Regions from separate parts of the Mus musculus genome. Here region 2 is linked to region 1. A link is a loop called in an ENCODE intact Hi-C map of the cell type or tissue named here. Cell type or tissue: left cerebral cortex. All regions are shown on one strand. Links, peaks and the distances in the headings refer to the core of each region. The heading gives the core; the rest is flanking DNA.

Region 1 (15,701 bases), core at 4,103-12,102:
CCAGCTACTTCACTGAAGCTGTTTATCAGGCTTAGGAGTTCTCTGGTGGAATTTTTAGGGTCACTTATATATACTATTATATCATCTGCAAAAAGTGATATTTTGACCTCTTCCTTTCCAATTTGTATCCCCTTGATCTCCTTTTGTTGTCCAATTGCTCTGACTAGAACTTCAAGTACAATGCTGAATAGGTAGGGAGAAAGTGGGCAGCCTTGACTAGTCCCTGATTTTAGTGGAATGCTTCTAGCTTCTCACCATTTACTTTGATGTTGGCTACTGGTTTGCTGTAGATTGCTTTTATCATGTTTAGCTATGGGCCTTGAATTCCTGATCTTCCCAAGACTTTTATCATGAATGGGTGCTGGATTTTGTCAAATGCTTTCTCAGCATCTAACGAGATGATCATGTGGTTTTTGTCTTTGAGTTTGTTTATATACTGGATTACGTTGATCGATTTCCTTATATTGAACCATCTCTGCATCCCAGGGATGAAACCTACTTGGTCAGGATGGATGATTGTTTTGATGTGTTCTTGGATTCAGTTAGCGAGAACTTTATTGAAGATTTTTGTATTGATATTCATAAGGGAAATTGGTCTTTAGTTCTCTGTCTTTGTTGGGTATTTTTGTGGTTTAGGTATCAGAGTAATTGTGGCTTAATAGAATGAGTTGGGTAGAGTACCTTCTGTTTTTATTTTGTGGAATAGTTTGTGAAGAACTGGGATTAGATCTTCTTTGAAGGTCTGATAGAACTCTGCATTAAACCCATCTGGTCCTGGGCTCTTTTTGGTTGGGAGACTATTAATGACTGCTTCTATTTCTTTAGGAGATATAAGACTGTTTAGATCATTAACCTCATCTTAATTTGACTTTGGTACCTGGTATCTGTCTAGAAACTTGTCCATTTCATGAAGGTTCTCCAGTTTTGTTGAGTATAGCCTTTTGTTGAAGGATCTGATGGTGTTTTGGAATTGTACTGGTTAGTTTTGTGTCAACTTGACACAGCTGGAGTTATCACAGAGAAAGGAGCTTCAGTTGAGGAAATGCCTCCATGAGATCCAACTGTAAGGCATTTTCTCAATTAGTGATCAAGGGGGAAAGGCCCCTTGTGGGTGGGACCATCCCTGGGCTGGTAGTCTTGGGTTCTATAAGAGAGCAGGCTGAGCAAGCCAGTGGAGGCAAGCCAGTAAAGAACATCCCTCCATGACCTCTGCATCAGCTCCTGCTCCCTGACCTGCTTGAGTTCCAGTCCTGACTTCCTTTGGTGATGAACAGCAGCATGGAAGTATAAGCCGAATAAACCCTTTCCTCCCCAACTTGCTTCTTGGTCATGATGTTTGTGCAGGAATAGAAACCCTGACTAAGACAAATTGGTACCAGGAGTGGGGTATTCCTGTGAAAACCTGACCATGTTTTGGGGAGGACTGTGGAAGGACTTTGAGACTTTGGGCTTGAAGAGCTATTCTTTGTTAAGAGCTCTGAGATGTTGTGTAGGAGCTTGGAAGATAATGTTGAGAACAGTGCAGAAGATGGAGGTCTGGCTTGTGAAATTTCAGAGGGAAAATTAAAGACTTTTCAGGGCCATTGTTGTTTTGATTGTGAAGATTCTGTAGTTCTGGTTAGCTGGGGCTGAAGAATCAGCTGTGATTAACAAGATACCAGAACTACTAAAGCAAAAACTTTGCATTACTGGGACCATTGATGCTGGTTAGCTGGAGCTAAGAAATTAGCGGTGATTAAGAAGAGACCAGCATTGTTGAGGTGACATCTTCTGGGAACTGTTTTCTGAAAGCACAAAGAGGCTGTGTTCCAGAGATAGCCAAGGTTGTACTCCTTTTGCAGCGGAACTTGGTAATGTGTAAGGGTCACCCAGGTGATACTGGTTTTGAAGGCATGAAGGGGTCACGAAGAGCAGCTGAGGCTTGACACTGTGAGAGGCCATGGAAGGCCATTGGTGAAGGTGCAGCCGCAGTTGCAATTGAAGGCCCAGGACTGAAGGGGTCATGCAGTGTTTTGGAGATGCCAGTACTATGAGATGACCACCAAGAGCAGCAGCAGCAGTGGAGTACAGGCATCTGGAGCCTAGGGCATGGCTGGAAAAGTGACCCAAGCCCTTGGAGGAGCCCAGAAGATCGTGAGTTGGATCCCAGACATTGGATGGTTGGAGATTGATTTTTGCTTTTGATTGTGACTGTGCCCTGATATTTTCCCTCTTGAAGGAAGAAACTCTTTTAGTGGTGCCCACAGTTAAGAGACTTTTAATTGTAAAAAGACTTTGAATTTTAAAAGAAATGGATATTTTAAAGAGATTGAAATTTTAAGAGTATGTAAAGACTGTGGGACTTTTAAAGTTATTTAGATCTTGGGGATGAATAAGAATGTAAGGGTTGAGGCTTACTAGTGATGTGTTTGTGTGTCAAGTTGACAAGGGGTCAATTGTACTGGTTAGTTTTGTGTCAACTTGACACAGCTGGAGTTATCACAGAGAAAAGAGCTTCAGTTGAGGAAATGCCTCCATGAGATCCAACTGTAAGGCATTTTCTCAATTAGTGATCAAAGGGGAAAGGCCCCTTGTGGGTGGGACCATCCCTGGGCTGGTAGTCTTGGGTTCTATAAGAGAGCAGGCTGAGCAAGCCAGTGGAGGCAAGCCAGTAAAGAACATCCCTCCATGACCTCAGCATCAGCTCCTGCTCCCTGACCTGCTTGAGTTCCTGTCCTGACTTCCTTTGGTGATGAACAGCAGCATGGAAGTATAAGCAGAACAAACCCTTTCCTCCCCAACTTGCTTCTTGGTCATGATGTTTGTGCAGGAATAGAAACCCTGACTAAGACAGGATTTCTTCAGGATCTGTTGTTATGTCTCCCTTTTCATTTCTGATTTTGTTATTTAGGATGCTTTCCCTGTGCCCTCTAGTGAGTCTGGCTAAGGGTTTATCTATCTTATTGATTTTCTCAAAGAACCAGCTCCTCATTTGGTTGATTTTTTGAATAGTTCTTCTTGTTTCCACTTGGTTGATTTTGCCCCTGAGTTTGATTATTTCCTGCCATCTACTCCTCTTAGGTGAATTTGCTTCCTTTTGTTCTAGAGCTTTTAGGTGTGTTGTCAAGCTGCTAGTGTGTGCTCTCTCTAGTTTCTTTTTGGAGGCACTCAGAGCTATGAGTTTTCCTCTTAGAAATGCTTTCATTGTGTCCCATAAGTTTGTGTATATTGTGGCTTCATTTTCATTAAACTCTAAAAAGTCCTTAATTTCTTTCTTTATTCCTTCCTTGACCAAGGTATCATTGAGAAGAGTGTTGTTCAGTTTCCACGTGAATGTTGGCTTTCTATTATTTATTTTGTTATTGAAGATCAGCCTTAATCCATGGTGATCTGTTAGGATGTATGGGACAATTTCAATATTTTTGTATCTGTTGAGACTTGTTTTGTGACCAATATGTGGTCAATTTTGGAGAAGGTACAATGAGGTGCTGAGAAGAAGGTATATCCTTTTGTTTTAGGATAAAATGTTCTGTAGATATCTGTTAAGTCCATTTGTTTCATAACTTCTGTTAGTTTCACTGTGTCCCTGTTTGTTTCTGTTTCCATGATCTGTCCTTTGGTGAAAGTGGTATGTTGAAGTCTCCCACTATTATTGTGTGAGGCTCAATGTGTGCATTGAGCTTTACTAAAGTTTCTTTAATGAATGTGGCTGCCCTTGTATTTGGAGCAGAATATTCAGAATTGAGAGTTCCTCTTGGAAGATTTTACCTTTGATGAGTATGAAGTGCCACTCCTTGTCTTTTTTGATGACTTTGGATTGGAAGTCGATTTTATTTGATATTAGAATGGCTACTCCAGCTTGTTTCCTCAGACCATTTGCTTGGAAAATAATTTTCCAGCCTTTCATTCTGAGTTAGTGTCTGTCTTTTTCCCTGAGATGGGTTTCCTGTAAGCGGCAAAAAGTTGGGTCCTGTTTGTGTAGCCAGTCTGTTAGTCTATGTCTTTTTCTTGGGGAGTTGAGTCCATTGATATTAAGAGATATTAAGGAAAAGTAATTGTTGCTTCCTATTATTTTTATTGTTAACGTTGGTATTCTGTTCTTGTGGCTGTCTTCGTTTAGATTAGTTGAAGGATTACTTCCTTGTTTTTTCTAGGACATGGTTTCCATACTTGTATTTTTTATTTTTCTGTGATTATCCTTTGATGGGCTGGATTCGTGGAAAGATAATGTGTGAATTTGTTTCGGTCGTGGAGTACTTTGGTTTCTCCATCTACAGTAATTGAAAGTTTGGCTGAGTATAGTAGCCTGGGCTGGCATTTGTGTTCTCTTAGTGTCTGTATAACATCTGATCAGGATTGTCTGGCTTTCATAGTCTCTTGTGAAAAATCTTGTGTAATTCTGATAGGCTTGCCTTTATATGTTACTTGACCTTTTTCCCTTACTGCTTTTAATATTCTTTCTTTATTTAGTGCATTTGTTGTTCTGATTATTATGTGTCGGGAGGAATTTCTTTTATGGTCCAGTCTATTTGGAGTTCTGTAGGCTTCTTGTATGTTCATGGGCATCTCTTTCTTTAGGTTTGGGAAGTTTTCTTCTATAATTTTGTTGAAGATATTTCCTGACCCTTTGAGTTGAAAATCTTCATTCTCATCTACTCCTATTATCTGTATGTTTGGTCTTCTCATTGTGTCCTGGATTTCCTGGATGTTTTGAGTTAGGATCTTTTTGCATTTTGTATTTTCTTTGATTGTTGTGCCCATGTTCTCTATGGAATCTGCACCTGAGATTCTCTCTTCCATTTCTTGTATTCTGTTGCTGATGCTCGCATCTATGGTTCCAGATTTCTTTCCTAGGGTTTCTATCTCCGGCGTTGCCTCACTTTGGGTTTTATTTATTGTGTCTACTTCCCTTTTTAGGTCTAGTATTTTTGTTCATTTCTATGATCTGTTTGGATGTGTTTTCCTGTTTTTCTATAAAGACTTGCAACTCTTTAGCAGTGTTCTCCTGTATTTCTTTAAGTGAGTTATTAAAGACCTTCTTGATGTCTTCTACCATCATCATGAGATATGCCTTTAAATCTGGGTCTAGGTTTTTGGGTGTGTTGGGGTGCCCTGGACTGGCTGAGGTGGGAGTACTGGGTTCTGATAATGGTGAGTGGTCTTGGTTTTTGTTAGTAAGATTCTTACGTTTGCCTTTCGCCATCTGGTAAACTCTGGAGTCAGTTGTTATAGTTGTCTCTGGTTAGAGCTTGTTTCTCTAGTGATTCTTTTATTCTCTACCAGCAGACCTGGAAGTCTAGCTCTCTTCTGAGTTCCAGTGGTCAAAGCACTCTCTGCAGGCAAGCTCTCCTCTTTTAGGGAACGTGCACAGATATCTGGTGTTCAGACTTGCCTCCTGGCAGAAGATGAAGGCCCGAAACAGGACCTGTCCCAGAATCTGTTAGCTTCTGTAGTCCACACTCTCACTTGTGCAGACTAGTCTTGGTGGAGTCTGGGAGCCAAGATGTCTCCTGCAGATATCAGGCAAAACCCTCCCAGGCTGGGTGGACACCTATCCACTGGCAGGGAAGGTGCCGGGATGTTTGGAGCCCGAAAGGGGGCTGCCTCAGAAGCTTTGTGGCTCCCACCTGTCCCAGAAGCTGTTAGTTTCTGTAGTCCACACACTCACCTGTGCAGAGTAGTCTCAGTGGAGTCTGGGATCCAAGATGTCTCCCACAGATGCTCAGGCAAAGCCCTCTCAGGCTGGGCAGACACGAATGTTAATGTTTTAAGAAATATCTGGCTTTCAGTCAGTCAGAAAAGACTCTTGGGAAGGAACCATCACGGCCTTCATACTTCACTTTCAAGAAAGCTGTTTTCAATATTTAGCTATTACATCATCAGTTGTTCCATTTGGAATGCTTAAATGGTCTTTTTAGTCTAATTTTAGGCAAAGGCAAGCATTTTTAAATTGACTTTTCAGTTGAAAGGTGTTGGGGATCCAGAAATCTGGGTGTTTGTGTGAGAAGTTGGGACAGAGTCTTTTCTTTGACCTAAGGTGGCAGAATTGTTCCAGGGAATATTTTCCACTCTCATCTCCTTGGGAATGCACTGAATTTCTCCAGAGTAATTTCAACAAATTGAAATTTAAAATATGTCTACATTTTCTCTGTCTGTCTGTCTGTCTGCCTGTGTTTGCTCTTCTGCTTTATCACCAGCTCCCTTCTCCTCTCTTTCAGTGATGTGGGACAATGATTTGACATAAAGATATTGGAGCCAGAACATCATGGGTCCTCTGTGATCTCATCATTCTCCAACAGGGCAACTCTGGTAAGTCACTTAAATTATATATGATTTCCATTTACTTACCTTTACAATAGGAACAGTTGCACTTTGTACATCCCTACATAGCAGCATCAGGCACATCATAATCTTCATAAATGGTAGGTCCCCATTTTCTTCTATCCATACCTACAGCCCTCTGAGTTATTCACTCTCCTCTTCTGCAAAATTGGCTCATTACCTCTACTTCACACTATTTCTGTAGCAGTGAAGTTGATAGTATATAAAAACGTGACAGAAGCCTGGCTCCAAGGAGATGCACAAGAAATATTAATGTTGTTCTTCCAACCTTACCCATGCTTCATTTATTATTTATTACTTAATTCATACTTTAGCACCCTTAGGAGTTTTTGTATGGCAGTTACTTTCACAGGTCACCTTCAATTCTTTGAACCATGACAGGAGTCATGGGAGGCAAGTCTTGTTTATCCAAGGAAAAGCTGAGCTTCAGAGGAGATGGAGTCATTAATACTGCAAATTCTTCCCTGAAGTGGAAATTTCTGGTTTCTTTGGAGACTCAGTTGTGTTATGTGATACTTTTTTTCTGGAAACTGTCCTATAAGAGGATGTTTCTGCTGAAGCAGACACTTGAGATGATGTTTTACTGAGAACAGACAGGTGGTATTTTTCTGGAAGCAGCGTGGAAAAAAAAAAGCATGTGATATTTTGCTAGAGCAGATGCTTCAGAGAACGTGTTTGGAAAGGATATAAGTATAACCCAACAGACAGTGGACGATATTATGTGGCATTGGTATGCCTTACATTTTGCTGGTCATCATTGGGCTTTGTTGATATGGGTATTTGCTGATGACCCTGTATAATATTGGTGCGCCTTGTCATTCTTTGCTGGTCAATGTTTGTCATGACTTTATAGAGAGAAAAGCCACCAAAGACCTTCTGGTGATATTCTGGTGGCTTCTTGTTGCTTCTTTGGACTCCAACAAATTGACAGAGTTTCTTCTGGATGGACCTGCCATTGCTGACTCATGAATAGTGTTGGTGAGTTGATCAAGCTACTGCTGCTGACTCCTGTGAACTGAACTGCTGATATCCTGACAACGAACTGCTGATCCTGACAAAGAAGATGGGAATTGCTCCAAAGAACTATTTCTAAACAGGGTCACATCCTTCTTTGCTTTATTCATCTCTCTTTTCTACTACCTCTGGTGGGTGGTAGGTTAGAAGGGAGGTTAAAGCACTTAATAACACTTGTTAAAAGTAGGTTTTGAAAAAAACCAAAGCCTACACTTCCCATCCTTTAAAGACCTATAAGGTCAGGAAGAATTGGCTTCAGGAAGAGATAGGGGCAAAGACTAGTGAAGCTCAGTTCTAAGAGGAAACTCCCATGACACTGTGAAAATGTGTCAAGGAAGCAGAGTATCCTTGAAAGATCTCTGTGGTGTTCTGTGGGATGCTGTGGCATTTCCACTGGGCTTCTCACCCTCAGCCATCTCTGATGCCTCCTAGCTTGTCCAGAGCAGCAGAGATTGAATGAACTAGATCCCTGCAGTGCACAGAGGACTGAAATCTTAAGCATCTCCCTGGAGTTTGTACCCTCCAAAGATGTTCCAGGACTGCCTAGCTCTGAAACAGGTGCCCTAATAATACTGAGATTACATTTTCTACTGTTTTTTTTTAAGCAGGAATGGGAAGTTGGAGTAAGATTTACAGTAATTTAAAGTGAATAAGAATTTTTCAAACCTTTTTGAACAGCTGTGTTGGTGGTTATATTCTCAAACTTGCTACATACTCATTTTACAAATAAGCTTTTCTGTAATTTAAATGTCCAAACATGCTCTACAAGGCACAGTCTCAAGTGTGCTTTGTATTATTTATCACATGAAGTTTAACATCACATTAGCTGTAAAAATGCCAACCCTACTGAAGTAGTCATTAGTACTATTTGCCAAGTATTTATCCTCCTCCCACACTTTAGCCATTGGATAGAATTGCACTTCCTGCCCCCTTGTGGCTGTGGGAAGCTATGTGACTGAGGCTGGTTGTGATCAAAAGAGATGTGTCATCTCTGCAGAAGGTGGTACAAACACTTAAAGCGTTTTCTTTCCCTGGCATTGTGACTGACCATCAATATTCAAGATGATTTCAACACTTAGATGGAATGTTGTTAAAAAATTAAAAGGGAAAGGAATTTGAATCCCTTCTGTGAACCCTATATCTAATTTTAAATTATAATCTCTTTATTCCTTTGGGTTTTGGTTTGTTTTGTTTTCACTTCATTGGGAATTTGCTAAGAACTGGTCTAGACTTCTTTTTGTAGTCCTGATCAGCCCACTTATTCATAATCTTCATGCTTCAGCCTTCTGAGTGTTGGGATTACAGGCATACACCATCACACAAACTCCTCTTTTCCTAAGACATACTATACCTATTTAAGAATCATCCCTTCTTAAATTAATTCATCAGTAAACCATACAAAAGACAAATGTATATTGTTAGGATGAAACATCATAATTGGAACAGAAATCATAGAGAATAGAATGTTTAAAACTCATTAGAATACATCAGTAAGACAGAAATTCTACAACGTGTGCTCAATAAACCAACATTTGGAACATTAACTACTATTAAAAGAAATTTCAAGAAAGACCTGACTTTTGTGTCAAGAACTATTAATTTTTAGAAAATATATTCACAAGGTTTTATTTCATCATTAACTTCAATGTCTGTAATATTTGTCTAAAATGTTCTTTAACCATCATGAGATAATACAGAAGTGGAACACTGGGAAGTTCTCTTTCTTTCTCTGGCTACCAGATGATGCTGAAAGAGACTCCTGACAAATCAGAGACAGCTAGCTCTCAACGGAGGCATGGAAAGAGTTGGGCCAAATGTCTTCCATACTTTAGTTCTGTCTCTTAACCTTTGGAATGAGCAGCTCTGCATGGGTTTCTATGGGCTTTAGAAAAACAAGAGGCTGACAGCCAGAGGCTCCGTTGTTGATGCTGACATAAAAGTGTTACTCCTTGATTCAGAATTTGTAACCTAAAAGTTCAGGGCAGATGTAGCACTAGACCAAACTATAAGACCAGGAGATCAGAGCTGGTGCATATAGTCTTCTCCATTCTATTATTAATAGCTTGCCTTGAGGAATCAGTTATGCAGTCTCTTGTCCACAAAACCAAGCAATCAGTTTACTGTTCAGTTTGGATGTTAAATATTGCTCAATAAAATAACATGTACCCTACAAGAGCATGCTCTAGTATAGAAATCCCTACTGCTTTCTCTAGCTCTACTTTCTACAGAACACAAATGAAGACACTAATTTTTCAGGCTCTAATCATTCATTCCGGATTCTGAGTTGGAAACTAAGTGGAAAAATTGTGGTCATGTTGACAATGGGTATCATCTCAATGGCGTAAACTGTGAAAACATCTACTTTAATATGTCCATGGTTGAAATCATAGATGTAGTATTTTCCTGGTACTTATATAATCATAGCATGTAATCTGGTATATCCCCAAGGCTACCCAATAGCTATATCTAAAGGATGGAGGTCATATACACCATTGTCTAGTTAGGCCTTCATGTAGTGCCTTGTGGAAACCAAATCTCTCCCGAATTACAAGAAGAAAGGAAAGAGCCTAACCTAAAATTTAAAGTTCCCACAAGTTCTATCTTCCTGTGACCATTGAGAAACATTGCTGAGAACAAAGAGAAAATAAAATCAACTCAAATGCCAAGATATAGGAACATGGTTTAGCAAATCACAGTGAATCCTTTGTCTAGAATATTCTGAAAAACTTAATAACAACAAAGACCATGGAGCAGTTGGAAAAAATCTCAAGATTATTAATATGCTTCAAAATATTCTAATATATGATTTACTCATATAATTCATATTATAATGAACAGTTACACATACAACAAGCCAAAATAATGGTTTCCCAAGTCTGTTCTCCAGCATTTTATGTGTACTGCACCATCATGTGCTGCTATATGCTGGCTGTATGTTAATCTCTTCAATAATTGCAATTATCCTCATTCCAGCAAATGTCATGAGGTCTGACTAAAGGTCTCTAATTCTTCTATCTCTCCATGTTCTCATAAATAATAACTCAGAGCTTCATGACAACAAGTACATAGAAGCTTTTACAAATCCCAAAGAAGCCTTAAAATCCACAGATTCTTAAACAAATAAGGTACTCCAGTTTATACAGCAGCTCAGCTTCAACTATCAGTTTATTCTATGCAATAGAACCAAATGAAAAGAACAGCTGTGCTTGGGGGCCAGAAAGATGGCTCAGCAGTTAAGAGCACTGACTGCTCTTCCAGAGGTCCTGGGTTCACTTTTCAACAACCACATGGTGGCTCACAACCATCTGTTATGGGATCCAATGCCCTCTTCTGGTATGTCTGAAGACAGCTACAATGTACTTATATACATAAAGTAAATAAATAAATCTTTAAAAAAAAACCCAGCTGTGCTTGAGTGTTCCATACCTGCATAGATTTCAAGTTAAATTGAAACTCAAGATGTCTACTCCCCAGTCAGTCTATGTGAGTTGTATTTCTGCTGTGACTTAAACTTGCTAGGTTAACCAACTTGGCATCCAGTCATGCTGAAATGATGCTCTTCATCCTTTGGAGATGTAGTGTAGAAATAAAGAAAGCTAATATTTGGAAATGCATAGAGATATTCATCTTTTTATGTTTGTGGATGACATTTTCAGTATTTATTGTTAGAGTTAATACAGGCTCAATTTGACAAATTTCTTGGGATGCATAATTAGTTAAGTGATTTGGATTTCATCCTTTCCATATAATCTTTTGCTATCATGTGCAGGATACTTGTTCACCAATGTTTTCCTTGACTTAGGAGAAAACAAAATCATCAGCTGAGCATCCAGAAGAGAGAAAGTCCATGAGTGAGTGAATATTATTCTTTTCATCTTTTCTCTAACCCCCTTCTTTCCTTAATCCTGCAGGCTAGTAGGACTTTCTTATCACTGTGGTATCAACATTGTATTCCCATTCTCCAGCTTTTACTGCATACCAAACCTTGGTGACTTTATTGGCAACTTAAAACTATTGGTCAGTTGGTGACTCCAGGCTTGCTGATCTTGGTTTGGCTCACACAGGCACTGGTGTTAGCAAGTGGCCAGTTGAGAATTCATCTACTTCTTCAAAGTGTGCATAATTGAATATTAGTCTCCCAGCTTTGTGTTTTCATGAACAAGCTGGAATAACTTCCCATGTTGTAAAACAATGCACACTAGAAGACATGTGAGAGAAACCCAGTTCTCTGGTGACCCACAGGCTGGCAGGCAGAATCAATCTCTCTACCTTTCTAGTCTGTTCTTGCCTGGTAGTTTGATCAACAGAACAGTATTATGCAATATATTATAAATCCTTCTGGTTGATTGAATTGCTGCAAAGAAATAGGGCCATATCCAGATTCCATGACATCTAGCCATTGCAACTTAGAATCAGTTTTGCTACGAAGACTCATCAGTTTTGTGTTTTCTTTTTCTGTTCAATTTTTTTCATTTTGTTTTGTTTTTGCTTTCATTGTTGTTGTTTTGCTGTGCTTTTTATTTTCTTAGAATGTGATCTTTAGTAGAATTCCTTGATTCTAGATCAGCCCAAGTAATCTGACAGTGGTGAGTTAATTAAAGACCAATTTTATTAGCCAGAATTTTGAATTGAAAGGTTACCTGAAACAGTGATATAAGATCTGAATAGAAACAGAAGCCTTTTGCATGACATGTAATTACAAAGTCCCTGACTTCAAAATGGGGGTTTAAATGTCCAACACTCATATAGGCTGGGCCTACATAACATAGGCACAATCAGATGCCTAACAAGAAGACTAGGAATTTTGACTAAATGGGGCTGTTATGTCAGCCATGATTTTAGGACAGTCTTTGGTTACTGGTTGTGGGAAAATTTATTATAACCAGTAGCAAAGATCTGAAGACCACCCCTCCCCACCACATGTACTTATTTCTCATTTCTTAGAAGCACAAATACATTTTTAAAACCCATACTTCTTTTCTATAATTACAGACCCTGGCTGTTACAAGACAAAAAGAAAAAAAAAAGAGGGAGGAAATTATTTCTATGACTCAGAAAACTACTAACCCAATATAACCACATTTATATTTTTAAAATACCAATTTTAACAAAATACTCAAATATTCTAACATAAGAAAAACGTTAAAATGCTAGGTGAAAATAAATTACTATTTCAAAATCAGAAAACAGCTAGCTACTTCCAAAGTTATGATTAAATTATAACCCTAACAGAGGAAAACTGAGAAATACCTGTTTTTCCTTATTAAAGGAAGTGGAGCTTTTGCATTAAAAATTTTCAGCCATCCAACACTATGAGCTAACCTGAACCCCTGGGAACTCCCAGGGACTAAGCCACCAATCAAAGAGCATACAAAGAGCATGGGCTGGACCATGGCTCCTGACACATATGTATCAGAGGACTGCCTTGTCTGGCCTAATGGGAAGAGAATAAACCTAATCCTGTAGAGACTTGATGCCCCAGGGAAGGGGGATTCAAGAGGGAGTGAGGTGGGAGAGAGGGTGCGTGGGTAAGGGAGTACCCTCTCAGAGGCAAAGGGGATGAGGTGAAGAACTTTTAGAGGAGGGACCAGGAAGAAGGGAAATATTTGGAATTTATATAAATAAAATGATTTAAAATTTTTTCAGCCACATTTTTGACACACACGTGCATACACATATTTTCAATATTAACTGCCCACAGAGGCCAGAGAGGTTTATATCAATTACATTATATTCAGTTTCATCCCAGAAAGGAGTTAAAGTACAAGTTTTGAAACAATAATAATAATAACAAGGAAGTAAATGACTGGAAAGAATGTAAAATTCAAAGTAGAAGCCAGTAAACAAAACCAGAAAGAAGTCAACGGTGTCAAGCATGCCAACATATTTTGTTAGAAGCAACAATCATTTGTTTTAAGGCTTGCTTCCTAGACACCAAAGCACACTTTCTGCTTGTGGTTTCAAATACATACTGGTCAGAAGTTGATCATCAGGAGAAGAAAAAAAAATCATTTTTGATGAGAACACTGAGAGCAAGTTTTCACAGATCTGCCCCTAAAGAGAATCCCATTCGGTGTTCCAAACAGGACCCTGAAAAATAGGCCCCAGAAAATGGAGACTCCAGTAGGTCTGGTAGGACCATGACAAAGTACTGTGGGTACACATTGACAGTGTTCTTTATACATAGGCCCTACTAATCCCAAACCAAAGACAGGAGATAAGTGGATTACTTAACCTTCAGGTGATCTCCGCAAACATGGAGTGGTTCAAAAAGAGAAACATAAAAGCCATTCCCTACAGGTTTTTCTCTTATTTCTCAGTGTCATTAGACAAGGTTAGGTGACCTTCCTCCTAGTGTGGATTACTACCACAGCCTTCTGATTGGCTTTCTACTATTTTAGTGCCCCCCCCTTTAAATCATAATTTGTTTTCTCTAAAATAAAGCTATGTTTAAGTACCTGAATGGCCCAATGAAACTCTCAGAGTGAATCCTATCCTCCTAAAATTGGCTGCATGCTTTGGGCCTCCATCTACCTGTTTGTTCTCCACTCAGGGATAGTTCTCAGCCCATCTTTCTGAATGGACTTCTTTGAGGCCCCAAGAAGCTCATGCTTTCTTGCCCCTCAGGATTTTGTATGTGCTTTTCCCTCTGTCTTAAACACTCCTCAGCCATTTGACCTCTCCCATTGACTGGAGCTTTCTTTTCCCAATCCAGCACAGAAAGTGTTTCTTCAACAAAGGCCTCTTTGCCTGTTGATCTCCCTCTGTAGACCATAAACACTGCCTGCAGAGCACCTCAATCTCTTTCTTGATCATTTTAATACTAACCAGTACAATGCCAGAGGTGTTTAGTAGATATTTTCATATTTATTTATTAATTAGTCAATACTAGTTATCACAGAAAACTCTTTAGAACTAAATAGTCTGTGTTACTCCTTAAAGGAAGATCAATTGACTCCTTTAAGAATACACAAAGATTTTTTTTATAATGCTAAGAACACTGGAAAACCAGCTCAATGACATAAACTGAAACATGTATACTACTTCTGCTATTTCCACAAATGCAGGACTGAGATTTTCTTGTAAAAGAAGCTGTAAGCCAACAAGGACATATCCTAAGGCTCTGCTCTGTGTAGTCTAAAGCATGTACTATAAAAGCAATGCTTTTGGTCTTGATGAGTGAGTTTCTTAAACATATATCAAGCCAAAGTAAAAGAAGAAAGAGTGGTGGATACATATGAGGACAGACAGGCAAACACCATCAAATTAGGTATTCAACATATTCATCAGAAATCATCAGGAAAGTTCCATTGATGTAGTCAGCTGGTGTTTGCAATGGAGAGAGTCCTAGACAGAGGATAGTAACTCTTCAGGTGAGACATTCAAGTAAAAGAACAAATGCTAGCAGACAGAGATAAATATCAAACTGTGCACTCACAATATCTCATAGACACCAACTGGGGAAATGAAGCAGTCAGCTGGGGTTATCAACTGAGCTTTCACTCTCCATGGATAAACCTCCCATGCAGGCATTTTAATATTTGGGAGACAATAGCAACCTCTATTGGAAATGATTTGCCTTCCAGCTATCGTCTAGGACATGATGTTTTTATTCTTGGGATATTTTGCTGTTGTCTTCCCTTCTTGTCACAGAGTTAAGGGGACAGTCCACTGCAGAAAAGGGGCCTTGGAAGACACTTTGAGGTAGACAACTCTAGTTCCAGAGGTAGCTTCTCAGGGAGTTCAAGTAGCACGTGATAATGTACCAATACAATGCATATTACAACCCCCATATGTTACACTCTCAGCTCTCACTGCCATATCAAACTACAGATATCATCTTTTACCCAACCAAGCACTCAACAGCTAAGCTGGCTAGTACTGCAGGTTGTTCTTGAACTCTAGATTGAACTCTGTTCTCTTGGTATTTCACATTTCATGGATCTCTCCCAATGTCACTATTATTCTCCCCCAGGAAGACCTCTTTCAAGTCATAATTGTACCAACACTTCTATTAAAATATTTCTCGAGTCCCCTGGTGGCACTGGGACCATCCCCCCAATCCTTTGCATTCCATAATGCTTGGTACCTCCTCTGGGGATTTCTTCTCCATTCTATTGCAATTGATATTCTCACATCTGTCTTCTCTAATGGAGATCAAGAGGTATAAAGGAAGGTGTAAGTCAGAATTCCTTTTGATGTCTCCATTATCAAATGTTGCACCCAGAAGAGAGTAAGTAGAGAGGGTAAGAAGAGGGAGAAAGTAGAGAGGGTGGGCAGGACAAGGAAAAGAGGAGTAAGATAATTCTGTCCTTGCAAATATTTTCAGGGTTTCATCGTTTTCTGAAAATTTCTTTCATTCTGTA
Region 2 (15,701 bases), core at 4,435-12,434, 300 kb before region 1:
TTTGCATGTATGGCTGCATGACAGAAGAGGGCATCAGATCCCATTAAGGATGGTTATGAGCCACCACGTGGTTTCTGGGAATCAAACTCTGTATATTTGGAAGAACAGCTAGTGCTCTTAACTGTTGAGCCATCTCTCCAGCCTCTAGAATTTTTAATTCATGCTAGCAAGTTATTGTTTCTAGGAGCATTTTGTCAGGCATATTCACATACACACCCAGCCATTGCAAAGAAAAAAAATATCCCATAGACTTTAAGGGTTGATGGCACTGAGATCAAGTCCATCTGAGGTCAGCTCATCTCCACAATCACTTGAGGAACTAAAATGTATGGTTATCCCACCATCACTATCTAGAGATGCTGGTCTAGGATGAGGATGGGAGCTGGGAAAGTTTCCACTCCTCAAGGGATTCTGCTGCTGACTTAGTCTCTCTTTGGTGAGAGAGATGTCCAGTAGCTGACTCCAGCTGGGGTTCCTCTTTCTGCTCCCTTCCTAGGAAGGTCCTGAATAGGGGCATATGAAGGCCAGCATCTATGAGCTTCAGCTTCCATCTAGAACTGGAGAATGTAGCCTTCTCTTCAAAGATGGGTAAGGGATTCCAGCTTTAGGCCTGCATACTTTCCAAGGCTGTCCTAGACCAAGCTGTGGATGCTTAACCCCCGAGGAAGGTTGTGGTAGTAGTTAGGCCACAAAAATGTGAATTCTGCCTGTGTTACATTATGCGTGAGTGTTAACTCTTCTAGTCCTATTAGAGGAGAGAATGTGTGTCAAGACCAGATCACAGGACCAGCTGGTTGCTCTCTCTTTTGAGATAGGGAGTCCAGTTTGGAACCTGAACTCACTATGCAGTCCAAGGGACTCAAGTGGCCAAGGACTGGGATTACAGGTTTAGTTTAGAGAGAGGAGTCAACAAACCACAGCTGGAGCAGAGCAGAGTGAAGCCTCTTTAGAACGTCTCAGGAAAGCCATAGAAAACACTTGTCTGCTGTCCCTCCTGTGTCCCCCCAAGCCTGGCACATTTTTCTTGGGCCCTGCCGATATATGTGTATTTAGGCTTGTTCTCTGGAGATGGCTTTGCAGTGATTAACTTTAGCTGAATGCCTTTTTTCTTAGTTTTGTCAACATTATTTTTTTTGTTGTTGCAAAAGTTGTTTATTCCACAACATGTGGTTGCTGGGAATTGTACTCAGGTCTTCTGGAAAAGCAGTCAGAGCTCTTAACTGCTGAGCTATTTCTCCACCCCCTGCCTGCTTTTTTTTTTTTTAAGAAACATTTATTTTTATTTATGAGTATGTATTTCTGTGATTCTATGGAATGTGTGGGCAGGTTCTGGAGGAGGCTGGAAGAGGGCATCAGATTCTCTGGAGCTGGAGTTACAGGCAGTTTTGAGCCACCCTACATGAGGGCTGGGAACCACACTTGGTTTCTTTGATAGAAAGGCAAGCACTCTCAGCCGTTCAGCCAGCTTTCCAGCCTGGTGATGGCTTTCTCAACAGGGCAGTGGTATGGTCAGATGTGCTTTCTATGAAGTTGCTCTGTGTTGACAGAGTGCTTCATGAACTAGAACTTCAGAACATGGGACTGGGAATTTAGCTTTAGCCTAAGTGGCATGGATCATGAGGGCCTCCCCAGTAAAGATGGTGGCTGCAGCAGGAGCCAGTTGGAAAAGGCAGTGGTGCTAGACTCACTGTTGACATTCTTGGGGACCCAAGAAGGCTGAACTGCTTGGCCAAGGGTGCTTTGAGGGATAAGGGTCTGATAAGTATTTGTCCTGTGAGTACAGACGTCACGGATCTGTAAGAGCCTCCCCGTCTCTGGTAGTAAGATGATTCTATGAGCCTGTCTTAGGGTTTCAGGAGTGCCTTTGAAGCACTTAGCACCTACAAGAAGAGAGAAGCCTGAATGGAGAGCTTAAGCTTTTATCTTTTCCTCCCAGAGATGCAAAATACAATGCAATGTACACTCTCAGATGTCACATAGCCCCCCAGCAGTAGGTATTTGCTGTCCCCTAACTCTTCTTCCCCTGCCCATCATGGATGTTTATTTGATAAAGTTTAAAACATGCTTGCATCTCAGTGTGTAAAATATGGAGGTGGGGGCAGGGTGGGGGCTTGAGTTCAAGTTTGACCCTGTCTCAAAACAACACTAGGGAGCCAATGATGTAGCTAGGCTGGCAGACAATTTGCCTGCTATATATAGAGTCCTAGGTTTAACACCCAGCGTGGCATAAACAAGCCAGGGAGAGTGGTGCAATACAGTGCTTGGGAGGTGGAGACAGGAGGATCAGAATTCTGTTCAAGGTCATCTTTGACTACATAGTGAGCCTAGCCTGGACTACATGGAAATCTGTCTTAAAACAACTAAACTCCCAAAACAAAACAAAACAAAACAAAACAAAAACACCCCGTGAAATGTTTTACTAAAGAAATGGCTCACCTGGATCTCTGTTTATGTTTTCATTAGGCAGTATGGTGAGAATGTCATAGCCGTTGCTCCTTGGCTTGCTCTGGGCGATTTTATTGCCATTATGGTCCTTCAGCTTTTGCATATCAAGCATCGCCTTACTCAGAAGACTCTTCCTCAACTCCATTTGGGCCTGAAATGATCAACTAGAAGTGGTTAGTGTCCCCCTAAACCGTCTTCCCCTGCCTGAACAGGTTAGCATCTCAGCAACATCAAAGGTGGACAGTTCACAGACCTGAACACCCGTGAACACAGTGGAGTGGTTTTCTTCCTGGGAACTTTATTCTCAGGCTTGTTAGGAGACAAGTGAGCATGCTCACTGTCTCAGAGAGGCATGGCCAATGGAAAGAGGAAGCCTGCTGGCCTCTGTCTGTAGATGTGGTGTTTGGAATTACAGAGGATAGAACCACAGGATGCTTCCTTAGAGAGCGGCGTTTAGGGTAGGACACTTGCAGAGCTGTACTGGAGAACGTATTCCAGTGTGTCTTCCTAAAATCTAGATTGGAAACATATCCCTACCCCAATCCTTATGCTGGTTTGTAGGTGGCTCACTTTCAGGATAGAGGAAAACTACTGTCACAGGAGGAGGCTAGTTCTCCCTAGAAAGAGCTAGAAAGGCTGCTTGCCTGCCTTGGCTTGCTCTTGCCCCCTGACCCCTCACTCTCAAGAACATTGTCACCTTCTGCGTTCCTTGCTTGTGCTGTGTTGTATCATCAGTGTCTCAGTCTTAGCTCTTTCCGCCTCTGGATCGACGAGCAGTATCTCTATTGTCTTTGTCAATTAACACATTTTGGTATTCTCTTATAGCAGCAGAAAAGGAAACAGGGTTTCACTCCGTAGCTCAGGCTGTCCTGAAACTTTCTATGTAACCCAGGCTGGCCTAGACCTTGTGGCACTCCTCCTGCACAGCCCCACAAGCATGGGGTACAAGCATGCTCAGTACCAAGTGTTTCTCTATAGAAAATTCTGCAGCATGGATTACAGGGAGAGGCCTGTGTATCAGACTATACACTGACTTCTTTTCCCTCTCTAAGTAAACCAAGAAACTAGTATTATTGATTTACCTTATTTTCTGGCTGCAACCAGAGGGTCCAAGGCAGCTTGTTTTAAAAAAGAAGACATAAGCTAGGCTTTGTGATTCATATCTTTAATCCCAACAATGAGGAAGCAGGAGGCTATCTTGGCCTACAGAGTGAGTTCCAGGTCAGCCAGAACTATGTAATGAGACCTTATGTCAAAAACAAAACAAAGAGACAAAGACAAAGGGACACCCAAGGGACCAGTGAGATGGCTCAGTGATTAAGGGAGCTTGCTGCCAAGTCTGACAATCTGAGTTCGAGACCCAGAACCCATATGGTGGAAGAAAATAAAACCTACTACAAAAAGTTGGCCTCTGGCCCCCAGACACGCACTGTAGCACATGTGTGTGCCCTGTGCTCCCACAAAATAAGGAAATAAATGTTTAGAACATTAAAAGAGATCAAGGCTGGGAGCAAAGGTCATCTTCCTGTTTCTTCCAGTTTGGGCAGTGGCAGCTTCTGCTCCAGTGCCGAGTAGAGATTGGCCTTGGTGGGACAGTGATGGTGCCCTCCATATTTGGTAAATGCGACCCTCTTCTCATTACCTCTTGTCTTTTATGGTTCATCTCTAGCATTTTCATCTTATGCAAATATTGTCTTTTCCCAGAAGTGTACATAGGAAGTTGAATTTTCTTCTCATTTTCCTGCTGTGAAAGATGACATGTTTATTAGTTTGGGGTCATTGTTGTTGACTGCCACAATCTACAGCCTTCAATCCTTCTTGGAGCAGGAGATCTTAATCCATTGTAATCCATGGTGTTCTCCTGTCATGATAAAGCTATACTGGTGTGTGTCCCTGACAAGTCCTTTGTATAGCTGTCTGAATGAAGTGGCAATCTGCTGTGTATCTAGTTGTATTTTAAAGGTTCTTGCAGAGTGTTGAAAGCCTGAATGTAAGGCCTTGACAATTTCATTTTGATAATCTCACTTCGACAATGTACCATTTCTCCCCCAACAGATGCTTGTAATATCTCTCTAGAAGAGTGGCTGGGTTTGATGAGACCTTCCTTCCCTTTCTCTTCCTGTGTCTTCTACCATTGAATGGACAGCTGTGACGTGAGAAGAGCACCCCCTAGTGGCCCTGTGGAACTTATTTCTCTACAGTTTGTTTTCATATTCTAATATAAGTACAGGGAGCACAGCAGTTAAGGGAGGCTTTGAAATGACTACTGATGAGTCTGCTGCTCTCCCTTTAGTTTGTCATGAAATTCAGTGGCAGAGGTGGCTATTGAGGGTAAGCAGGGGTGAATGTATTTTCATTTGTCACCTACTGTTGCCCAGAGGTAAAGAACAGAACTGGCGACAACCCTTTGTGCTGCCCTGTGGACAGTGTGTTGCATGGTGCAGAAACATAGAGGGAGGCTGCCGCAGCTGCCAGCACGTTAAGCACGGACTTGAGGACCTGTAGCATGCGGGTGACCCTTAACCTCACCCAGCAGTGACTGGCTGGCTCCGGAATGAGTCAGGACAAGGTTTGAAAAGGACCCCTACAAACAGCTTTCGTTTTTTTACTCTGCAGGGCAAAGCTGACTGAAGCCCTTCCCTGAGGTTACATTTTGATAGAGGTTGGTGGCACAGAAGTCAGGAATAACTTCTGGAGAAGCTCTCCCTGGGTTTTGAGAGATCGTTTTTTTAAACCCAGGAGGAGTGAAGGGAAGAGCTGTGCTGGCTTCCCCCAGCACAGATGAAAACTTGTAGAACCACCAGTTTCCACGCAAGATTCCCTTTTCATCTACATGGCTCTCTTTTCTCCACAAAGCAGACGGAGCCTGGCCTCACCCGAGGGTGGAGGGCACTTGCCAGTTGCAAGCAGGCATAAGCAAGCACTGATGCTTTTCATTCTACCTGCCAAGGACTGAACAGTCTGCGTTGGCTTTGAACTCCTGTGTGAAGGGGAAACTTGAAAAGAGCGACTCTCCCAGTCTCACCCACTTCCCCCAGTCTACAACCGCCCCAGCTCACCTTTGTGTTGGACTTTGTTCTGCCTTCTTGATGGCACAGAAGCCTTTCAGAGGTAATTGCTTGTGGCAGGTCAATGGGTTCAAGCTTCTAGAAGTCCAAAATTTAGAGTGTTCAGCATCCCTCACACCATGAGACGATGAAACACAAAAGCAGGTACATTAAACTACCCGAGCATTGTGTGAAAGCGGCACTTCCTCCTGGGCACACACAGGGAAGGTCATACCCAGTGTCACCACTGTCGTCTGTGGGAAGGGCTTTTTGACCTACAGGGTTCTTTATTGTTCTAGCTCAGTGTCTTCAGTGAGTTATTAATCAAAATCTTGGTCAGGGATTGAGGGATCGTGTTTAAAGTTACCAAATAGCTGGGGTCTTAGACTAGTAGAGATGAAAGAGACTGGAGACACACCTGATCTTCCCTTAACCACCCAGTGCTGTCCCAGTCCTTAGGGAGGTCTCTGGGGGAAGTTCCTTCAGTAATCATGGGTGACAAGGCATGCTTAAGAGAAAAGTACAAACTGGGCTGGCAAGATGGTTCAGTGGTTAAGAGCACTGACTGCTCTTCTGAAGGTCCTGAGTTCAAATCCCAGCAACCACATGGTGGCTCACAACCATCCATAATGAGACCTGATGCCCTCTTCTGGAATGTCTGAAGACAGCTACAGTGTACTTACATATAATAAATAAATAAATCTTTAAAAAAAAGAGAGAAAAGTACAAACTGCTAACAAATGGTAGGGTCATTTTTTTTTTTTTTAAGCAGGGAGTAAGGTTTATGGAAGACATTTATTGGAGCTTAAAAGGTTCACTGAAACTGAGCAGGAGTTTATCCGTGGGCCTGTCTAAGTTTCTCCTTGCCCCCAGTGTGTGTGTGTGTGTGTGTGTGTGTGTATACGTGTGCGCACACACACATCACTGCATATACCTGTAGAGACTAAGGGTTGATGTCAGATGTTATTCTACAGCTCTCAACCTTACTTTTTGTTTTTGAGACAAGGTCTCTCACTGATCTTGTAACTGTTTCCACTAAATGGCTGGGCTGGGCACCCCTGGGAACATCTGTTTTTACACAAAGCCCCTCCAATCCCAGTCTGCTGGCTTTACAGATGTGCCTGTCATTACAGATGTGCCTGTCATCACTGAATTCTTTCAGACTGGGCTTTTTAGTTTTTCGGGTGTTGAGTAACCAGTCTGGTCCTCATCCCTGCACAGCAAGCACCTTATCCACTGAGCCATCGCCCCAGCCCACTGCCCAGCCTTCCTTCTCCACAAAAGAGTTTGGACTCTACAAAGTTGAGCATGGAAGACAAAGCTTGTCTCCTCACATCGACATGCAGAGGGTGTCTGCAGAGTTTATTCACTCAGGGAGACAGAGCTGAGCTCTTTGCATCCAGGAAGTCTCTGAGGTGAGAACGGTCTGCCTGCCCTAGTCTCAGCAGAGAAGCATCCTCAGCCGCCTTAGTCATAATCACTGGTGACTATTAGACACATTTCCCATGCGGTCGGACCTTGGAACTTAACCTAGTAAAGAAGCCATGAGCGGTGACTAAGAGAAGCTGTTTGTTCCCCCCACTCTTAGCATTTCAGGGCATGAAGATGCTAGTTCTGGATACAGCAGTTGATTGTGCCAGAATGCTGGAGGGAGAGACCAAGAGTGGGGGACCCTTCCAGACACCTGTGGGAAGAAGAATCTATGACAGCCAGGGGCTTGGTTAAATGGGAGAACAGAAAAGTTTGTGTCTCCTCTGCATGGGTGAGTCTTAAGGATGTGTCTATTCGTGAGACTGAATGGCTGTGTAGCCATCATTTCTTACTGTATGCACGAGGAAATGTACCATCATATGTCGTTCTTTGGAAGACCTTATAAATTCTAAGGGTCCCATTTTAGAAAGGCTGACGATTTGTCCAGGTTTGCCCAACTGGAAAGTGGCATCACTAGGACTCAAGCTCAGATGTGTACCATATATCAAACCATGTTCTTCACCTCATAGTTTGCTTCCTGGAAGGCTGATTCTCAGAATGCCCTTGCATTTCAAAACAAAGTCTCCAGGCACTTCACCGGGGCTGGAGATTTTCCAGGCTTGCGTTATGTCTTGTAAGTAGAAAGTTTTCAGAACTCCCCCAGAGATGCTGAAGATTTCTTTAAAGGTTGGGGTGTGGAATGATCCCACATTGCTACTAATGACTGAAGGAACCACATCCAAGGAGACTGTAGATGATCTGTGTGTATAGTGTGGACACTGAGTTGGAATAAACCAAAATATTTGGGTCATTTAAAAAAGTACTCTTTGGGCCAGGCTTCTGGTTTGATAGTATGGTTGTCTGAGCCCCTTTCCTTTGTCCTTAGCCGTCTATTTAGGTTCACATTTCTGATCAAGGCTAAATGGTAGCTATTGTTAAGAGCCCTCTAGGCATCTACTTTCTGAAAAAGGAACCTGAAGAACCACACGTTCTCTTTGCCAAGCCACTAGATGGCAGCAAGCGGCAGTGCCAACAAGCTTCCACCTGCACAGAACTATACAGGGAAGCAATACAGGGAAACAGTTGGGCAAACTGGCTTCATGTAAATATGCCAGCCCAGTGAATCCTGGACACACGCACATGCACACACACACACACGCACACACGCACACGCGCACGCGCACGCACACCTCCCTTCCCCTACAGAGGAAGGCAGTTGCTTCTCTTCATCCTTTGCAGAAGAATCACACCAGAAGGAGTTGTTTAGGGGAACGGTAGGGTGGTACTTTTTCATTTTTTTAACATTAGGAAATATATTTGCCTAAAGGTTTCTGAATGACCTGACTCGTCAACACATGATCAATATCATCAGCTGGAATATGTGCTAGGGCTTCGGGACCGGAGGATCAATCAACCAAGTACCACCAACCTCTGCACTTGGTGACAATCACTGACTTAGGAGAGGCTGGTTTTGTTTATTAAAAGACAAGGAAGGTGGGTCAGAGCAACTTCAAGAAAATGTAGCATGTGTTTGGCACAGTGACCTAACATGTCTCTTAAAATTCTGGGAAGTGAAGAAAGTGACACTATGCCAGCTTTAGGGAGATGATCATGGAGACAACTTAAGGCCCAAGAAGGATTTCTGATTTACAGTGCAGTTGTTTGTTCAGAGGAGCTATCCATGAAACCCCTGAACCCCACCCCACCCCCCAAAAAAGGTTTACATGACATGATTTGGCTTTAGTACAAGATAAATATTTCTCTAGATCAGAAAACAGAAATGCACATATTTGTGAGAAGCCGATCCATAAGACACTTAGGCCAGGTAAGAAGTTATTTATATTCAGGAAAGGAGATCGGGAAATGCTCCATAAAAGATCCAGGCTCACAATTTTAAATTAAGGCTCAGTTCTCTTTAATGCTGCTTATTATGGAAGAGCTACAGGGCTGAAGTTGAACAGAGCAGCAGAGCATGTTGTTTTAGCATGTAAGAGGCCATGTGTTCATTGCCCAGTACTGAAGTAAAATAAATGTATCTGGGGATGAGTAGGTGGCTCGGCAGATAACGCTCACCATCAAAGTGTGAGCCCTACTACTTGGGAGGTAGAAATGGGATGCCCAGGATAAATGGGCTAAACTTTGAATTGGTGAACTCCAGGTTCAGCCAGAGGCTCTGTGTAAGTAAATAAAGTAGAGGGTGATTAAAGAAGCTAGCTGACATCAGCTTCTAGCCAGCACACACACACACACACACACACACACACACACACACACACACACACACACACACACACACACACTGTAAACACATACTGAAAGCTGGAAGATTCATTTCACAGGACTTAGCATAAGATTAAATACAAAGAAGATAAGACCCCGCAACAATAAATTCAAAAGCTTGCTTTGGTGATTTCTAAGAAACACTCAGAAAGAATAAGATACTCAAACCAACCCAGACCTATTAATTAAGCTAGTAGGAAAAATTATCACTTTCCTTAAAAGTCCAAGAGTCTAAAAATGTTTTTTACTAAATGTTAGGGAACTAGAGCAATTCTGTGTTGCTATAATAAATGTTTTGGAAAAGAAGGGTGTGAAATCTCAATTTTCCAAGAATAATTCAATCTTGATGGCAAAGCTGATATAAAACTGTGTTGGAAAAGTGTAGGTCTGTCTCCTTCATTAAGGCAGATACACAGTCGAAGGAAATGCAGTTCAGCAATGTATGTGTGCACTTATCTCACGACCAAGTTGAGTTTATGCCAGAAACGCACCATGGCTCACCATTATAAACTCTAGACTGTATTAGCTGGAGAAAAGAAAACCCAGAGAATTGTTTATTTTTGTGTGGGTAGGCATTTCTCTGTGTGTGGGTATGTGTGATTGTTTTAATAGATGGGGAAAAAATCCGATAAAATTTAACACTAAAGGAAACCGATAAAACTTAGTCTAAAGGAAAACTCCTGAACTTGAACGACGTTGTGCCAGGTGGCCTTTCTTCCTACCGGCTTGACAGCAGTCTTCTGCCTGTCCCATGCAGCAGCTTCCCTGCCATCCTATTGGGTGCAGCCACTGAGGAGATGACAATGAGGTTAGGTATTTGGGCTATCGGGTGAACATGTCTCTCAGTGGAAGGCCACTCTTACCCTCAGTGCAGCTTCCTTTACCTGACTCTATCCTTCCAGGCTCTAGAAATCTCTCCCCTTGCCTTGGCCCAGAGCTGGTTACCTGTCTGCTGCCTCTAACACTTTCTGCACTATCTTTGACTGTTTCTCTTCTGTGCAAGGAGGGTTGCAAAAGAAAGTTCCCTGAATTACTAAAATCTCAGTGTGCCATCCATTTCCTTTGGGGGCTTTGGTGCCAGTGGGTATCAAAATCCTACTGCGTATATTATATATGTTCAGTATCCCTTACTTGAGTTTCTTGGGACCAGTAGTGTTTCAAATTTGGAATTTTATTTCTGCTTTTCAAATATTTGCATGTATATAATGAGATATCTTGGGATTGGGACTCAAGTCTGGACACAGTTTGTTTCATGTGTTTGCTAGGCACAGTAGCTGAAGGTAATTTTACACAATATTTTCAATGTTTCTGCTTTTTGGCTGCAGGTTTGGAATTTTTCCTCCCGTGGTAATGTCAGTGATCAGATAAAAAATGGATTTTGGAGCACTTTGGATTTCACATGTTAGAATTAGGGAATCTTAAGTATAGTATCAATATCTTAGTGTGTGTGGGGTGAGGATGGGGTCATGAGAGAGAAGGTCTGAGGGAATCAGGACTGTTGGGATGGGGGTTGCAATGGCTAATAGGTTGTTCAGGGTAGGCCTTATAAGGATGCTGAAATTTGAAAAAAAAAAAAAAAACAATCTCTGGAAATCAAAGAATTATCCTGCTAGACTACGTGAGTCAATATGCAGGGGTGGGGGTGTCGAAGATGTTAGTAAGAAGACAGTCCTGTTAGGCTGCCTGATTGGAGGAGAAGATGGGCAGGATAGAGGGGGTGCTGCTGATCAGTTCTCCTACATGGGTTGGGGACATTACTGATTAAGAGCCCCCAAGCAGAGAAGCTTGGTTCTCACCTCCAGGAAGAGTGCTCCTTAGTTCTCACCTCCAGGAAGAGGTGCTCCTTAAGGAGTAGAGAGGTCCCGGAAGTGGAGGTTGCCAAATACCCAACTCAAATTATTTAGGATGCAATTAGGTTTGGTTTAATAATTAAAAATACTTTTAGAATTTTCTTTGGCAGAGATCAGGCTATTAATTAGCATGTCATGGGAACCCAGCATTTATTATTCTCTCAAAAACCCATTTGTGGTGAAAAATGTGCTGAGCCTCATTTGTGAAGATAATTATAGATGATATCTTTAGGAGTGTCTGCCAAGTTCCTAGTGATTTCCCTTTTATCTGGGAGCTGACTCCAGAGCCTACAGGGTGCCTCCTCTGCCCACGTCTTTCTAGCACAAGCCTGTCCTCTGCTCCCAGCTCATTGGATCAGAGCTAGGATCACAAGTAAAGCTGAGCCAGTAAGACCTTTCCCCCACAGGAATTTGGAATACTGGCCATGGTCAGGCAACTCTGTACATTTGATTAGATGTTTAAGATTCAAGTTTAGGGTGGCCCTGAGACACAGAAAACACTGATTCTTTGAGGGAAATGAATGCAGGGTTATAGTACAGAACTAAGGTGAGCTGTATAGAATTTTGCCTTTCAGAAGTTTGCTAAGTCTAATGTCTCCCAGATCTTGGGTTCAACAAAATATCCCCGTATCCTTATAACTAAGCACATTGATATCTTTGTACACTTGGCATGTTTTCCTTCCACCATGGATGAATCTCCTTTCATTTATTCATTCATTCACTACTAAACTTTTGTGTGGCATAGATTGTCAGTGGCTGAATACATAACACTGAGTAAAGAAAGAATAGTCTTTGTGCTCAGATAATGAGTCTTGATTCTTTGATCTTAAGGTGGTTTGCTAGTTTGTGGGGTACAGTGTCAGACTCGGAAATATCCACACCCTCTTTTTGAATTTGAAGGAATCAAAACCTAATTTTAGCTTATTTAGGATTGGCAAATATTAAAATTGTTCTGTGGTCTGGAGAGTACTACATAAATATATTTCTCTGGTTGTAGCGATTTCTTCTGTTTGAGTTAGCCGGTGTCAGAGATTCATAGGAACATATATTAAATACTCCCTTGAAAGGCCATATTTAGTTTAAGAATAAAGCCAGCTTTAGGTTTCTCTGCTAAGCTAGAGATATGCTCATATTTTTAAATTAGACCTTGATTCATTACATTTGCTGTTTACTTTTTTTGAACTAAATATTATCTTCCCACTTTCTAACATTTCTGGAAGAAATGCTCTTTTGGAACTAAAGGTAATAATCGCTTCAAGTAGTAATTTCGAGCTTCCAAAGAAGACAAGTACATAAGAACTGACTGAGACCTCAGTACTTAGCAGAGAGCTCCATTAGCCCCTGAACCAGTCTGGGCATCTGGCTGAACTGTGGAGCAGGTAGGGTTTGGCTGTGTCCTTGCTCTGCTCACAGAGAGCCCCATGCCTTCTGTTATCCAACACTCATTTTCAAGGACCCACTCTGAGCTCTTTCTCTTTTTACGATGAGCTGTCCTACTGGAATTTGTACCTCTCAAAAGGGAATCTATGACATCTTAAATCAAGGTAGATACATTACAATTTTTTTGCTCTGGTATCCCTTACTCCCCTATCCCTTTTCTTTTAGACAGTCATGCTGTAGCCCTGGCTGGCCTTGAACTTACAGAGATCTGCTTGCACCTGCCTCCTAAGGGCTAGGATTAAGGTGGTGCGCCACCATATCTGGCCCCAGTGTCTCTAACTTCAACATCTGCTTGTGACATCTAGGATGATTAAAGGATGGGACTAAGGGGAGATGGAGACAACTTACTCTGAAGGTTAGAAGTATCAGAGGTCTGGCTAATACCTTCTGTGACATTTGACAAGTTACTTCATTCTCTGAACCACATGTGGAAAACAAAGATGGTATTTTCTTTCTTATATTGGCCTAGAGAACTACCTGAATGACATAGATCAAGTTCCAATGTGGTGTTTGACTGGAATAGTATTAGTAGTTGTCATTTTCAAATACTCAGTCAACCAAGTGCTAGATTCAGGTCCTTTAAATCTCTAGCCTATTTCCTTGTTAACAACTTTTTTTTGGAGTGGGGTTGGGTTGTGAGTCTCAAAAGTGACATCACTGCTAAAGGAAATTCTAATACTATGGCCTTTGCAACTGTCAAGATTCTTTGTAACTGCATCTCATTAACAAGGTATTTAAGGTTCTTTTATAATTATGGATGAAAAGGGGTATAAGTATTAAAGCAAAGACATTCCTTAAGAAGACTTTTAAATTCATCTTACTTGAATTCTTCGGGGTGGATGCCTTTTGATAATACTTGTTTCTTCATGTTTCAGTGGGATGTCAAGATACATGGCCCTGGATACTGGAAAGATTGGACGGGGCAATAATAAACCATTAAAAGCAATTTATTGTCAAGTTAGGCATACAGGCTGATCATCGTTCAGTAGTCATCATCTATACAATTTGCATCTTTCAATTATACATGCCTAACTCTCTGGTTAAATGCAGAGATGAGACATACAGAGCAGGGCCCCTACATGAATGCAAGTGATAACATTTTAGTCTGATTTATTCTTTCCATAGCCCCCTAGGCTAACAAAAATGCAAAATTAGCTATGTACTGATCACGGGTATTACTCAAACACAACATTTAGCCTGGAACATAGAAACTTACCGACTAGTCTGTACTGGAAATGAAATCCAGGGTCTCACGTGTACTAGGCAAGTGCTCTGTCTCTGAGCTCTGTCTCTGGCTCACTAGTTCAATACCAAGAAATTTCCCCCCAAATAAAGGGAAGGAGAGTTCATTTGTGTTATTGATGCAGAATGTGAAGAAGAGAAAAGATGACACAAGTATATGGAATATGTACCAGATAACACATTTAAACATGAATTTCTCATTCCAAGTTAGCATATCTGTTTTAATTATCTTTATGGTCACCAGGAAACATTTTACATGTCATAATAAATACCTAAGAACAACTTGCAGCCATTTCAGGCCCAGAGTTTCCCTATAATTGTGGGGAAAAGTTTCTTAATTCTGTGATGACCATAAAAACATGGGGTTCAGGAAGGGTAATTCACCTACTGTCCCTTATGTAGTAAATTGATACTGATTGGGTTGGTTTCAAAATTCAAATTGGAGAGGTCTATTCCTATAGGGCTACTCTCAAAACTACAAAGCCTGATGCATTAAGTCCCCCTGGAGACAATGACTTAAATTTAGAATCCAACTGGAGCACAACTGCCACCATTTAGCACATCAGTGGCTTTGTAATTTCTGTGGTCTTTGCAACTGTCAACATTCTTTGTGACTGCATAAGGAGGTGGGCATAAACATTGAAATCAGAACAGACTCAAGTGAGACCGGATGGTGTTCCCTTCTTATATAGAAGTACTTTATCCACAATTGATACAAGCAATCAAATGTAACAGAAGACATTCATCTGACAAACATTCAGTTCTCACTGAAAAATATTCTCCTATATTTCAATATTCTAGACTTCTGGAGATCATGGAGATAGTCATGTAAATGTACCACAGCCCTCCCAAGTCCCAGACATGCAACTCTTATGTTTGGTTTTGCCATACCTGCCGGGAGTCTTCCATACCAAGTTTCTCGAAGCGGTGGTAGCTGTCCTTCTCGAGTTCGATTCTGGTCCTGCAGTCTCGTGAATGAGCTTTCTTCTTCCAGGTTCCGATTCAATGCAAAGAACACAGGGCCAGTTGAGGGTGTCTCTGTTTCTTGGCTTTGTAAAGGTGTGACTTTGATCACCCGAGGGTGAGCCTTGGAGTGGCCCAGGCCCATGTTCCTTGAAGACATTGAGAAGAAAACCATGATGGAGAGGGTGAGGGCCTCTACAGAGCTCGATTTAGTTAAATGTTTTCAGGAGTTTACCTCGGCTTACCAAAGCAGGTGTTTCCTTCATGACATCTTCCCTGTTCTGTACCTCGACACTAACTACTCTGGCCACTTCCTGGGAGGTTGGTTTCCATGGAGACTTCCCTTCAACTTCTACTTTGCCATTCCAGAACTAAAGAATGCAGTTAAACATTGACTTGGTTATTCTACTCTCTGAAAAACTCAGTTACATGGAGAGAAGTTTCTATTGATCATTAAACAATTATCCAACCCCAGGCCATTACAAGACACACAGAGCAGGGTTGTAGAGAAGTCTTAGGAGCACCCTTTCATAGTAAACATGTTGGGGGAAGTACTAACAGCCCAGAAGAGCTAAATTGTTAGAAATGAGAGGACAGATGCTAATGAGTTAGGGCTTTGTTAATCTATAACTTTAATTAGAGGATATGTCTTCCAGTTAGGAGAAGAAGCAGGGGGTGGATAAGGCTTCACTTGATTTTTCTATCAGTGACTTGAGCTACCTTCGAAGGAAATGAATACATTGCAGGAGAACGAAAAGACAATAGGATGTTTTCTTCATCTCCCTGCTGGGAATGAAGGGACAAATTTCTTAAATAAGTGGTCCAAATAAAAACTGTTTTCAAACAGAGCCTATTTATTATGTTGTTTTACGTAGAAAAAGAAAATGGAGGGAAATGTGCCAATGGCTTGACCAGCGGCTTTTGAGTGATGGCTTTATGAGTGATTTTAATGTCAGACCTTTAC

Evidence for each region. Hi-C counts contacts between places; a loop is a spot of excess contacts. Peaks named below come from ENCODE experiments on the same cell type or tissue, not always from the same donor. Only the 100,000 strongest peaks of a DNase experiment are listed, where the experiment ranks them.
Region 2: it touches region 1 in a loop (4-fold over the local background); 22 of 42 quality-filtered maps call a loop at or near these places.

Annotation. Positions count from the first base shown.
Region 1 is chr14:49,532,046-49,547,746 of GRCm38, forward strand. No RefSeq gene overlaps it. Among named protein-coding and RNA genes, the nearest start is that of Slc35f4, 14 kb to the left of the region's middle. In left cerebral cortex, for the core only: a CTCF peak has its summit at 8,266 (motif pointing left); a DNase peak (open chromatin) is centred at 8,269.
Region 2 is chr14:49,230,376-49,246,076 of GRCm38, forward strand. It overlaps ccdc198 (coiled-coil domain containing 198), which reads right to left and starts at 15,053. Exons shown (of 7, transcript NM_025956.4): 1 at 14,983-15,053; 2 at 14,666-14,886; 3 at 13,354-13,436; 4 at 5,505-5,591; 5 at 4,088-4,189; 6 at 2,437-2,596. The coding sequence starts at 14,882. In left cerebral cortex, for the core only: CTCF peaks have their summits at 4,635 (motif pointing left) and 7,970 (motif pointing right); DNase peaks (open chromatin) are centred at 4,614, 7,987 and 11,365.